Linked DNA regions of Homo sapiens: region 2 is linked to region 1. Evidence: read pairs that join two places in POLR2A ChIA-PET (ENCODE). Cell type or tissue: OCI-LY7. All regions are shown on one strand. Each heading gives the region's core, and the rest is flanking DNA. Links, peaks and the distances in the headings are about the cores only.

Region 1 (5,368 bases), core at 120-5,119:
AATGTGAGTACAAGCAAGCAAAGACATTTGCAGAAAGATTTTCACAGATGATGTGAGTCTAATGCCAAAAAACTAAACACAGCCTTTTGGCTATATTGCTAGAAGACTGGCTGTCTCAGTGTATTCACGCTGCTACAATAAAATGCCACGGACTAATTGATAAATAGTAGATCGTTGTTCCTTACAGCTCTGGAGGCCAGGACGTCGAAGATCAGGTGCTGACGGACTCCGTGCCCAGTGAGGGCTGCTCTTTGCTTCCAAGATGGCGCCATGTTGCTTGTTACATGGCAGAAGGCAGAAAGTCACAGGGTGTCACACAGCTCCCCTGCACCTCTTTATAAGGTCATAATCCCATTCTTGAGGCCCCTTCTTCATGATTTAACCACCTCCTAAGGGCCCCACATCTTAATACTATCACATCGGGGATTCACTTTCAACATAAGAATTTTGGAGGGACATATACATTCAAACCATAGCACTGATGACATAAATGATGGGACCGGGTGAAGTGGCTCACGCCTGTAATCCCAGCACTTTGGGAGGCCAAGGAGGGCAGATCACCTGAGGTCAGGAGTTTGAGACCAGCCTGGCCAGCATGGCGAAACCCTGTCTCTACTAAAAAATACAAAAATTAGCCAGGCGTGGTGGCGGGCGCCTGTAATCCCGGCTACTCAAGAGGCTGAGGCAGGAGAATCGCTTGAACCTGGCAGAAGGAGGTTGCAGTGAGCCGAGATCGCACCATTGCACTCCAGCAGCCTGAGGACAGGGCGAGGCTCCGTCTCAAAAAAAAGAAAAAAAATGATGGCATAGCTGAGCTATAAAGCACCAAGCAGCCATTAAAAATAATGAGTAGATCTATACATGGCAAGGGAAAAGTCCAAGATGTACAGTCAGCCTTCTGCATCTGCCAGTTCTGCAGCTACAGATTCAACCAACTCTGGAATGAAAATACAGAATTCTCAGGATGCTGAGAAGTCAAGACCCAAATTTTTGTGCCCACAGGTTCCACAGGGCTGACTCGGGGCCTGGGACCTGAGCATCCAGGATTTTGTTATCTGGCAGGTGGGGGGGCCTGCTTCATGTTAATTTCTTTTTTTTTTTTTTCCTTTGACAAAGTATCTCCTTTTTCCCACATACAGATACAGAGAAATCTTCACAGGAGAGTAGGACTTCTGATATATTTCCATGTAGTGGTTTTTTTTTTGTTGTTGTTTTTTGAGACAGTCTCACTCTGGCTGGAGTGAACTGGCATGATCTCAGCTCACTGAAAGCTCCACCTCCCGGGTTCAAGTGATTCTCCTGCCTCAGCCCCCCGAGTAGCTGGGATTACAGGCATGTGCCACCAAAACTGGCTAATTTTTTTTTTTTTCCCCTGAGATGGCGTCTCGCCTATTGCCCAGGCTGGAGTGCAATGGCGCGATCTTGGCTCATTGCAACCTCCGCCTCCCAGACTCAAATGATTCTCCTGCCTCAGCCTCCCAAGCAGCTGGGATTACAGGTGTGCGCCATGATGCCTGGCTAATTTTTTGTTATCTTTAGTAGGGATGGGCTTTCACCATGTTGGCCAGGCTGGTCTTGTACTCCTGACCTCGTGATCCGCCCGCCTCGGCCTCCCAAAGTGCTGGGATGACAGGCGTGAGCCACCGCGCCCGGCCCCACTGTACTTTAAAAATGAGCATTGCTACTGCAATATTATAGGGTAATAGCAGCACAGGCCACACTGAGCCATCAGTGTCGTCGGTTTTGAGAAGAGACCCGCTGGAGCCAGGCTCTTTAGCTCCTTCTGAGAAACCCTACGGAAAGAGGCGTGGAGCAGGCCCAGCCGGGAGCCCAGGGAGAGTGGACTCCGCACACCGAGACCCGCCTGAGCAGCAGAGAATGGCTTCCGGCTTCCGCACACCGAGACCCGCCGGTGCAGGGGTGAATGGCTTCCGGCTTCCGCACACCGAGACCCGCCGGTGCAGGGGTGAATGGCTTCCGGCTTCCGCACACCGAGACCCACCTGAGCAGCAGAGAATGGCTTCCGGCTTCCGCACACCGAGACCCGCCTGAGCAGCAGAGAATGGCTTCCGGCTTCCGCACACCGAGACCCGCCGGTGCGGGCTTCCTGGGACTTCCATTCTTGATTTGTTGGGGCAAGATTTTCTTTTGATTTCTGTGACTGTTCTCTGTGTAATCATTAAGAAAAAAATGTTATGATAAACTAACCATATTGGCTGACAGCCAGAGTGGTTAGGGGTGAGTAAGGTGTTGAGATTGAGGCCCTAGGAAAGGAAGGTGGAGCCATTTAGAAATGGGGAATTCAGCCGGGTGCGGTGGCTCATGCCTGTAATCCCCACACATTGGGAGGCCGAGGCGGGAGGCTCACTTGAGCCCAAGAGTTTGAGACAAGACTGGGCAATAGAATAAGACCCTGTCTCAAAAAAAAAAAAAAAAAAAAAAAAAAGAGAGAGAGACAAGAAAAGAAAAAAAGAAAAATGGGGGATTCAGGAAGGAAGCTGAGCTTACCTCGAGATGGTGCATATAAGCTAATGATGGGAGTTGGCTAGAAGACAGGAACTGAAAATTGGGGGGAGCTCAGGTGTAGCTGGTGTTTGCACCTGTGATGGCAGGTAAGTCCTCAGGAGCCTGGCATGAAAACAGGGGGCCTAAGACCTCGAGGCCTGGCCGCTGTCAAGGCTCAGAAGGAGAGGAGAGCTGGGGAAGGAGACTAAGAAGTCCCAGAGCCAGTAAAGCAGTTAAGGGAGAATTCCGGAGAGAGGAGGACTCACAGAGTTAAGGGAGAATTCCGGGGAGAGGGGGACTCACACAGTTAAAGGAGTATTCCGGGGAGGAGGACTCAGAGTTAAGGGAGGATTCCGGGGAGAGGGGGACTCACACAGTTAAAGGAGTATTCCAGGGAGGAGGACTCAGAGTTAAGGGAGAATTCCGGGGAGAGGGGGACTCACACAGTTAAAGGAGTATTCCGGGGAGGAGGACTCAGAGTTAAGGGAGGATTCCAGGGAGAGGGGGACTCACACAGTTAAAGGAGGATTCCAGGGAGAGGGGACTCACACACAGATGCCCCTCCACAGATGATGGGGTTACGTCCCAATAAACCCACTGTAAGTTACATTGTTAAGTCAAAAATGCATTTAATACACCTAACCTCCCCAATGTCATAGCTTAGCCTAGCCTACCTTAAACGTGCTCAGAACAGTTACATTATCCTGCAGTTGGGCAGGACAGATGTGAGCCGGGCTAGAAGGGCATCGGTGACCTTCGAGAGAAGGGTCAGGACAGATGTGAGCCAGACGAAGAACCTCAGTGACCTTCGAGAGAAGGAAATGTCAGGACAGATGTGAGCTGGGCTAGAAGGGCATCGGTAACCTTTGAGAGAAGGAAGGGTCAGGACACATGTGAGCCAGATTAGAATAACATCGGTGACCTTCGAGAGAAGGAAGGGTCAGGACAGATGTGAGCCAGATTAGAATAACATCGGTGACCTTCGAGAGAAGGGTCAAGACAGATGTGAGTCAGGCTAGAAGGGCATCGGTGACCTTCCAGAGAAGGGTCAAGACAGATGTGAGTCAGGCTAGAAGGGCATCGGTGACCTTCCAGAGAAGGGTCAAGACAGATGTGAGTCAGGCTAGAAGGGCATCGGTGACCTTCCAGAGAAGGGTCAAGACAGATGTGAGTCAGGCTAGAAGGGCATCGGTGACCTTCCAGAGAAGGGTCAAGACAGATGTGAGTCAGGCTAGAAGGGCATCGGTGACCTTTGAGAGCAGGGTCAGGACAGTGGTTGAGATGGAAGCTGACTTTCTAGAAGGGCATCGGTGACCTTGGAGAGCAGGGTCAGGACAGTGGTTGAGATGGAAGCTGACTTTGTAGAAGAGCATTGGTGACCTTCGAGAGCAGGGTCAGGACAGCGGTTGAGATGGAAGCTGACTTTCTAGAAGAGCACCGGTGACCCTCGAGAGCAGGGTCAGGACAGTGGTTGAGATGGAAGCTGACTTTCTAGAAGAGCACCGGTGACCTTCGAGATCAGGGTCAGGACAGCGGTTGAGATGGAAGCTGACTTTGTAGAAGAGCATTGATGACCTTCGAGATCAGGGTCAGGGCAGTGGTTGAGATGGAAGCTGACTTTCTAGAAGAGCACCGGTGACCCTCGAGAGCAAGGTCAGGACAGCGGTTGAGATGGAAGCTGACTTTGTAGAAGAGCATTGGTGACCTTCGAGATCAGGGTCAGGACAGCGGTTGAGATGGAAGCTGACTTTCTAGAAGAGCACCGGTGACCCTCGAGAGCGGGGTCAGGACAGTGGTTGAGATGGAAGCTGACTTTGTAGAAGAGCATTGGTGACCTTCGAGATCAGGGTCAGGACAGCGGTTGAGATAGAAGCTGACTTTCTAGAAGAGCATTGGTGACCTTCGAGAGCAGGGTCAGGACAGCGGTTGAGATGGAAGCTGACTTTCTAGAAGAGCACCGGTGACCCTCGAGAGCGGGGTCAGGACAGTGGTTGAGATGGAAGCTGACTTTGTAGAAGAGCATTGGTGACCTTCGAGATCAGGGTCAGGACAGCGGTTGAGATGGAAGCTGACTTTCTAGAAGAGCATTGGTGACCTTCGAGAGCAGGGTCAGGACAGCGGTTGAGATGGAAGCTGACTTTCTAGAAGAGCACCGGTGACCCTCAAGAGCGGGGTCAGGACAGTGGTTGAGATGGAAGCTGACTTTGTAGAAGAGCATTGGTGACCTTCAAGATCAGGGTCAGGACAGCGGTTGAGATGGAAGCTGACTTTCTAGAAGAGCACCGGTGACCCTCAAGAGCGGGGTCAGGACAGTGGTTGAGATGGAAGCTGACTTTGTAGAAGAGCATTGGTGACCTTCGAGATCAGGGTCAGGACAGCGGTTGAGATGGAAGCTGACTTTCTAGAAGAGCATTGGTGACCTTCGAGAGCAGGGTCAGGACAGCGGTTGAGATGGAAGCTGACTTTCTAGAAGAGCATTGGTGACCTTCGAGAGCAGGGTCAGGACGGTGGTTGAGATGGAAGCTGACTTTCTAGAAGAGCATTGGTGACCTTCGAGAGCAGGGTCAGGACAGCGGTTGAGATGGAAGCTGACTTTCTAGAAGAGCACCGGTGACCTTTGAGAGCGGGGTCAGGACAGTGGTTGAGATGGAAGCTGACTTTGTAGAAGAGCATTGGTGACCTTCGAGAGCAGGGTCAGGACAGTGGTTGAGATGGAAGCTGACTTTCTAGAAGAGCACCGGTGACCCTCAAGAGCGGGGTCAGGACAGTGGTTGAGATGGAAGCTGACTTTCTAGAAGAGCACCGGTGACCCTCAAGAGCGGGGTCAGGACAGTGGTTGAGATGGAAGCTGACTTTGTAGAAG
Region 2 (5,368 bases), core at 195-5,194, 340 kb before region 1:
GAGAAGAGAAAAATGATCTTATTAGCATCAAAGTGTGTATCAAACAGAACAATGGCCCCCAGAGATGGCCACGTGCTCATCTTGGAGCCTGTGAATGTGTTATCAACATGGCCAAGTGGACTGAGGCTGCAGGTGGACTTAGGGTTGGTAATGAGCTGACATTAGAATAGGGAGATTATCCTAGATTGTTGGGTGGCCCAATGTGGTCACAGGGTTCTTAAAAGCAGAAGAATGGACAGAGAAGACAGTCAGGGACGTCACCAAGGAAGGGGGCCAGAGAGATGCAATGGGGCCCGCTGTGAAGGTGGAGGAAGGGGCCACAAGCCCAGGAGGGCCGATGGCCTCTAGAAGCTGGAAGGAGCTAGGAAACTGTGGGCTCCCCGGGCTCCAGAAGGAATGCAGCCTTGCCGACACCTTGATTTTAGCCCAGAGAGAGACCACTGCTGGACTTCTAACCTGCAGAGCAGTCCGAGAGTAAACGCGCTGCTTTAAGCCACGAAGTTTGTGGTCATTTGTTGCAGCAGCCGTAGGAGGCTCATCCAAGGAGGACCCCACCTCCAGCCCGATGCCACGGGGTAGGTTCTGCAGGAGGCCTGTGTGGAACTGGAGTCTCCTTCCCAGGGCATTCCCTGCCTTTGTGGACCGTCCCCTCTGCCTGGAACCCATCCCGTCCTTGGGTCTGCCTCGGGGGTGGCCTCTCCGAGCTGGAATATTGCTGCCACTCCCTCCTCCTGTGCCAGCGGCTCTGAGCTCCTTGTCTGAATCGGTCTGATGCCTGCCACACCCGGCCCAGGCTGGGAGGTCAGACAGCCTGGGCTTCCAATTCCAGCTCTGTGGCAGCATCAGGTTCCCCACTGTGGAAAGGGCACAGGAATCCCTCTCTCCCATTGCTTTCAGGAGCTGTTTGTAAGGAGACTGCTCTTTATAAAACACTAGGGAAAGTCCTGGGGACTTCCTACAACTCGGCAGCCATGCACTGCCGGCTCCAGTCCCACAAATGAAGGGTCACTGAGCACACTTCCCTGGTCATACTCGCCCTCGGCCCTCATATCCCTGAGCCCTTCTTGCAGCATAAGGGCATCAAGACCCTGTGTGGGGAGCCCATTTCTTCCCCAGGAGTAGGTGGTGGGGCACTGCCATTTCTCCTACAGTCCTGCCTTCCCTAGAGAAGGGGGAAGGGCCCCTTCTGGGGTGGTCCTCCTGGGCTGCTGTGGGCCCCAGGCCTACCCATTTAGGCCTCCACGTAAACTCAGACTCTGCCCCATGAAATTAAAAATAAAACAGCACTGAAGTGTAGGATGCACAGAAGGAAGTCTAATTAAGTTCTGACTTTCCATGGCTCAAGGTCACCTTGATGCTTTTATTTAACAGCAATTTTTCTCTCTCCTGTCCGAGATGCACCTGTTGTGCTGGTGCCCTGAGCACATGTGTGGTCGGACGCTTGGGTCATCCGGCGTAGGAATGAGGGGCAGATTCTGCCCACTTCATCCCCCTTGCGGAGAGTCAGGGAACAGCCCATCAACACGTTAGATGCTCTGAGAAGTCCTGTGGTACAGAAACCTGTTTAACAATGTTTCCCCATGTTATTTAACCACAGAGTCCTTTGTTTGCACCTAATAGTAACTTCCAGCTGAGAATGCTTCTTATAAAATGCTGGCCTGGAAATTCTCCAGGGGTTTCCCCAGATCAGCAGGTAGGTAACGCTGACTCGTGAGGTCCCCAGGAGGCAACAGGGTGTGGGGCAGACTGGGTGCTCTGTGTGCAGTTGAATGGCTGAGGTCCCATCAGCTTGCTTGGACTCTGAGGGGAGTGGCAGCTGTGGGCCTCCCTGGGTGCCCGCAGCCCAGTCCAGGCCCCAAAGCAAAAGGACCAGAGTGCATTGCCTGAGGTGGTGGGCGGGTGCAGCTGGTGGGCAGGCCTGGGTGGAACCCCTCACCTTACTGGCTCCTGGCAGCAGGTGCAGCTTGACGTAGGGGTCTGCCAGCCCATTGTGGTCCATTGGCTTCAGGCCCTGGGCAGAGAAGAGCAAACGGTGTGAACTGGAAATCGGGGACATGGAACTGACAGGGCCTGCAGATGCCCTTGTCCCCTGGGTCTCCTGGCTGGGCCCATTCATGGCCCCTTTCACAGAAGCCCCCGGGCCCCACACCTCCAGATGGAGGGAGTGAGGATGGCTCAACGCTGATGCAATCTCCCCTCCCCAAAACATCCTGGCCCAGGGCAGCTGTCATGGGGCCTCTGTCAGGACAGACTTTCTCTTGTCCTCATCCTGGAAGCCAGGTGGCTCCCCCTTCTCTGAGCCTCCCTCTCCACCCTGCTTTGCTCAGGCCCTGCCATCATCCTGACTCCCGTCTCCCATCTACCAAGCGTGGCCTCCTGAGTGGCCATGCCCCTCACTGACCCTAAATCCACATAACCCCGGGACACAGTCTGAGACTAGGCCCCATTTCTGGCCATATTTGCCACAACTCCCAGTCAGTCCACAGAGATCACACAAGCAGACTGGCCACAGAGGGTCCCTCCACAAGATGGCACCCCTCTCTCACTCTGGTTCTTTCAGAAAACCCAGCCACGCGTGCACAGCCAGAGGCACACAGAAGCATGGACAGAGAGGGGCTTTGCTGACCTCAGCAGGCTCTTGTCTCTGAAAATTGCATTTGTTTCCTTCTGGGATGGTGCACAGGGATGCAGGGAGGCAGCTGTGGCATCTGTGGGGGTGCAGCCGGCAACCCCAGGATAGTATTCAAAGGGCTTCTACCCAGCCGGGTCAGGGAGGCAGCTCGGCGGCTCACACCAGGCCCATCTCCAAGGGGAGGCTGGGGCTCCCTCCCAGGCCCACCCCACCTCGGTTTGACGGAGCTCTGGGGGATGCGGCAGGGGCTTCCAACCACCTACTTCCCTGCCACTGGCAAAGGGCAGAGGTTTGGGGGCCTGGCTGGCTTGGGCTCCAGGCTCAGCTCCTGTTCACCAGCTGGGAAGTGGATGAGTTACTTTGCACGCTAAGCCTCAGCTTTATCATCTGTTAAAGGGGTTGGCCGGGCACGGTGGCTCACGCCTGTAATCCCAGCGCTTGAGCCCAGGAGTTCAAGACCAGCCTGGGCAACACAGTAAGACCCTGTCTCTTCAAAAAACTAAAAAATTAGCTGGGTGGGGTGGCATGTGCCTGTGGTTCCAGCAACTAGAGAAGCTGAGGTGGGAGGATCGCTTGAACCTGGGACACGGAGGCTGCAGTGAACCATGATCGCACCACTGCACTCCAGCCTGGGTGACAGAGTGAGACCCTGTCTCAAGTTTAAAAAAAAAAAAAAAAAAAGGGCGGGGGTGTAATACTCCCACCTTCCTAGGGCTGGAGTGAGAGGGAGGGAGACTGTGTGGACACAGGGCCTGGCAGGCAGGGTTTGCTCCCTTCCCTGCACGCCAGGCCCCCGTGAGACGCCGGAGAAGCGGTTGAGGTCTGCTGGGTGCATCTGAGCTGTGCCCTGCACTGTGGGGCTGCCTCTGGGACAGGGCCTGGCTCAGTGGCCCAACACGTGCTCAAGGTGACAAGGCTGCTCTTCCAAACCCAACTCCCTCACCCTGCCTTGCACCTTTCCCACCAAGTGCCTGAAGTGCAGAGTTCTGGGAATCTGGTGGCCTGGCCTGACCAGGCGGTGCCTGACTGCTGTGTCTTATTCTTACAGTCCTTATACATTTGTTTGTTGTAGCTTAAAATGTTTCCATTTGGGCCACGTTTCCTGACACGTTTCACTTACAAACCTTTGGGCCACCACATGTTCTGGCGTATGTCTTTCCAGTGGCTCTGGTGGTCCCACCTCCGTACCCCGAGACACCCGTGGGAGCTAGGCTGGGTCGAGGGGCGCTGTCATGCTGGGACGGGAGTGATGCCTGCTCTGTCCTTCAGACCCCGGGACTGTGACGAGGCCCCTGCTGCTGCTCTCTACTCCTCCACCCGGCAGTTCCCTGAGCACCCTGGGCAGCCACACATTTCGCCAAAAGCAAAAGGACCAGCAGGCACTGCCTGAAGCCCTGTCACTGTGCTGCCACCAACTTCTGTGCCCAAACAGGCAGCTTCCCTGGTCCTGACCCGGGGTTCCGCCAGTGCCTCCACCTTCTGTGGGGCTGGCCTCCCACGGAGCCTGACCTCTGTCCACGGAAGGGGAAGGTCGGGAGGCTGTTTCCAGGGCAGGGAGCTGCTAGTGGGGCCCTTGGGCACATGCTCCCCAGCTTGGGAGTTGGCAAGAGACATAAACTGATCCCATGGTTTAGGGGTGGGCCTCACGGGAGGTGACGTGGTTTGGCGGTGTCCCCACCCAAGTCTCATCTGGAGTTGTACTCCCATAATTCCTACAGGTTGTGGGAAGGACCCAGCGGGAGATAACTGAATCACAAGGGGAGGTTTCTCCCAGACTGTTCTTGACGTAGTGAATACGTCTCACGAGATCTGATGATCTGACACTGTTCTTGAGGTAGTGAATACGTCTCACGAGATCTCATGGTCTGACACTCTTCTTGACGTAGTGAATACGTCTCACGAGATCTCATGGTCTGACACTGTTCTTGAGGTAGTGAATACGTCTCACGAGATCTCATGGTCTGACACTGTTCTTGAGGTAGTGAATACGTCTCACGAGATCTCATGGTCTGACACTGTTCTTGAGGTAGTGAATACGTCTCACGAGATCTCATGGTCTGACACTGTTCTTGAGGTAGTGAATACGTCTCACGAGATCTCATGGTCTGACACTCTTCTTGAGGTAGTGAATACGTCTCACGAGATCTCATGGTCTGACACTCTTCTTGAGGTAGTGAATACGTCTCACGAGATCTCATGGTCTGACACTCTTCTTGAGGTAGTGAATACGTCTCACGAGATCTCATGGTCTGACACTCTTCTTGAGGTAGTGAATACGTCTCACGAGATCTCATGGTCTGACACTGTTCTTGAGGTAGTGAATACGTCTCACGAGATCTGATGGTCTGACACTGTTCTTGAGGTAGTGAATACGTCTCACGAGATCTCATGGTCTGACACTGTTCTTGAGGTAGTGAATACGTCTCACGAGATCTCATGGTCTGACACTGTTCTTGAGGTAGTGAATACGTCTCACGAGATCTCATGGTCTGACACTGTTCTTGAGGTAGTGAATACGTCTCACGAGATCTCATGGTCTGACACTGTTCTTGAGGTAGTGAATACGTCTCACGAGATCTCATGGTCTGACACTGTTCTTGAGGTAGTGAATACGTCTCACGAGATCTCATGGTCTGACACTCTTCTTGAGGTAGTGAATACGTCTCACGAGATCTCATGGTCTGACACTCTTCTTGAGGTAGTGAATACGTCTCACGAGATCTCATGGTCTGACAC

What was found. Peaks named below come from ENCODE experiments on the same cell type or tissue, not always from the same donor. Only the 100,000 strongest peaks of a DNase experiment are listed, where the experiment ranks them.
Region 2: POLR2A ChIA-PET joins it to region 1 with 26 read pairs; 1 of 35 experiments calls an interaction of 5 or more read pairs at or near these places.

What each region holds. Positions count from the first base shown.
Region 1 is chr17:501,162-506,529 of GRCh38, forward strand. No RefSeq gene overlaps it. Among named protein-coding and RNA genes, the nearest start is that of VPS53-AS1, 19 kb to the right of the region's middle. In OCI-LY7, for the core only: no CTCF peak of the experiment used is centred there; a DNase peak (open chromatin) is centred at 2,050; H3K4me3 peaks cover 1,978 bases; H3K27ac peaks cover 1,908 bases.
Region 2 is chr17:162,194-167,561 of GRCh38, forward strand. DOC2B (double C2 domain beta) reads right to left here. Exons shown (of 9, transcript NM_003585.5): 3 at 1,937-2,011. Among named protein-coding and RNA genes, the nearest start is that of DOC2B, 17 kb to the right of the region's middle. In OCI-LY7, for the core only: a CTCF peak has its summit at 2,524 (motif pointing right); a DNase peak (open chromatin) is centred at 2,538.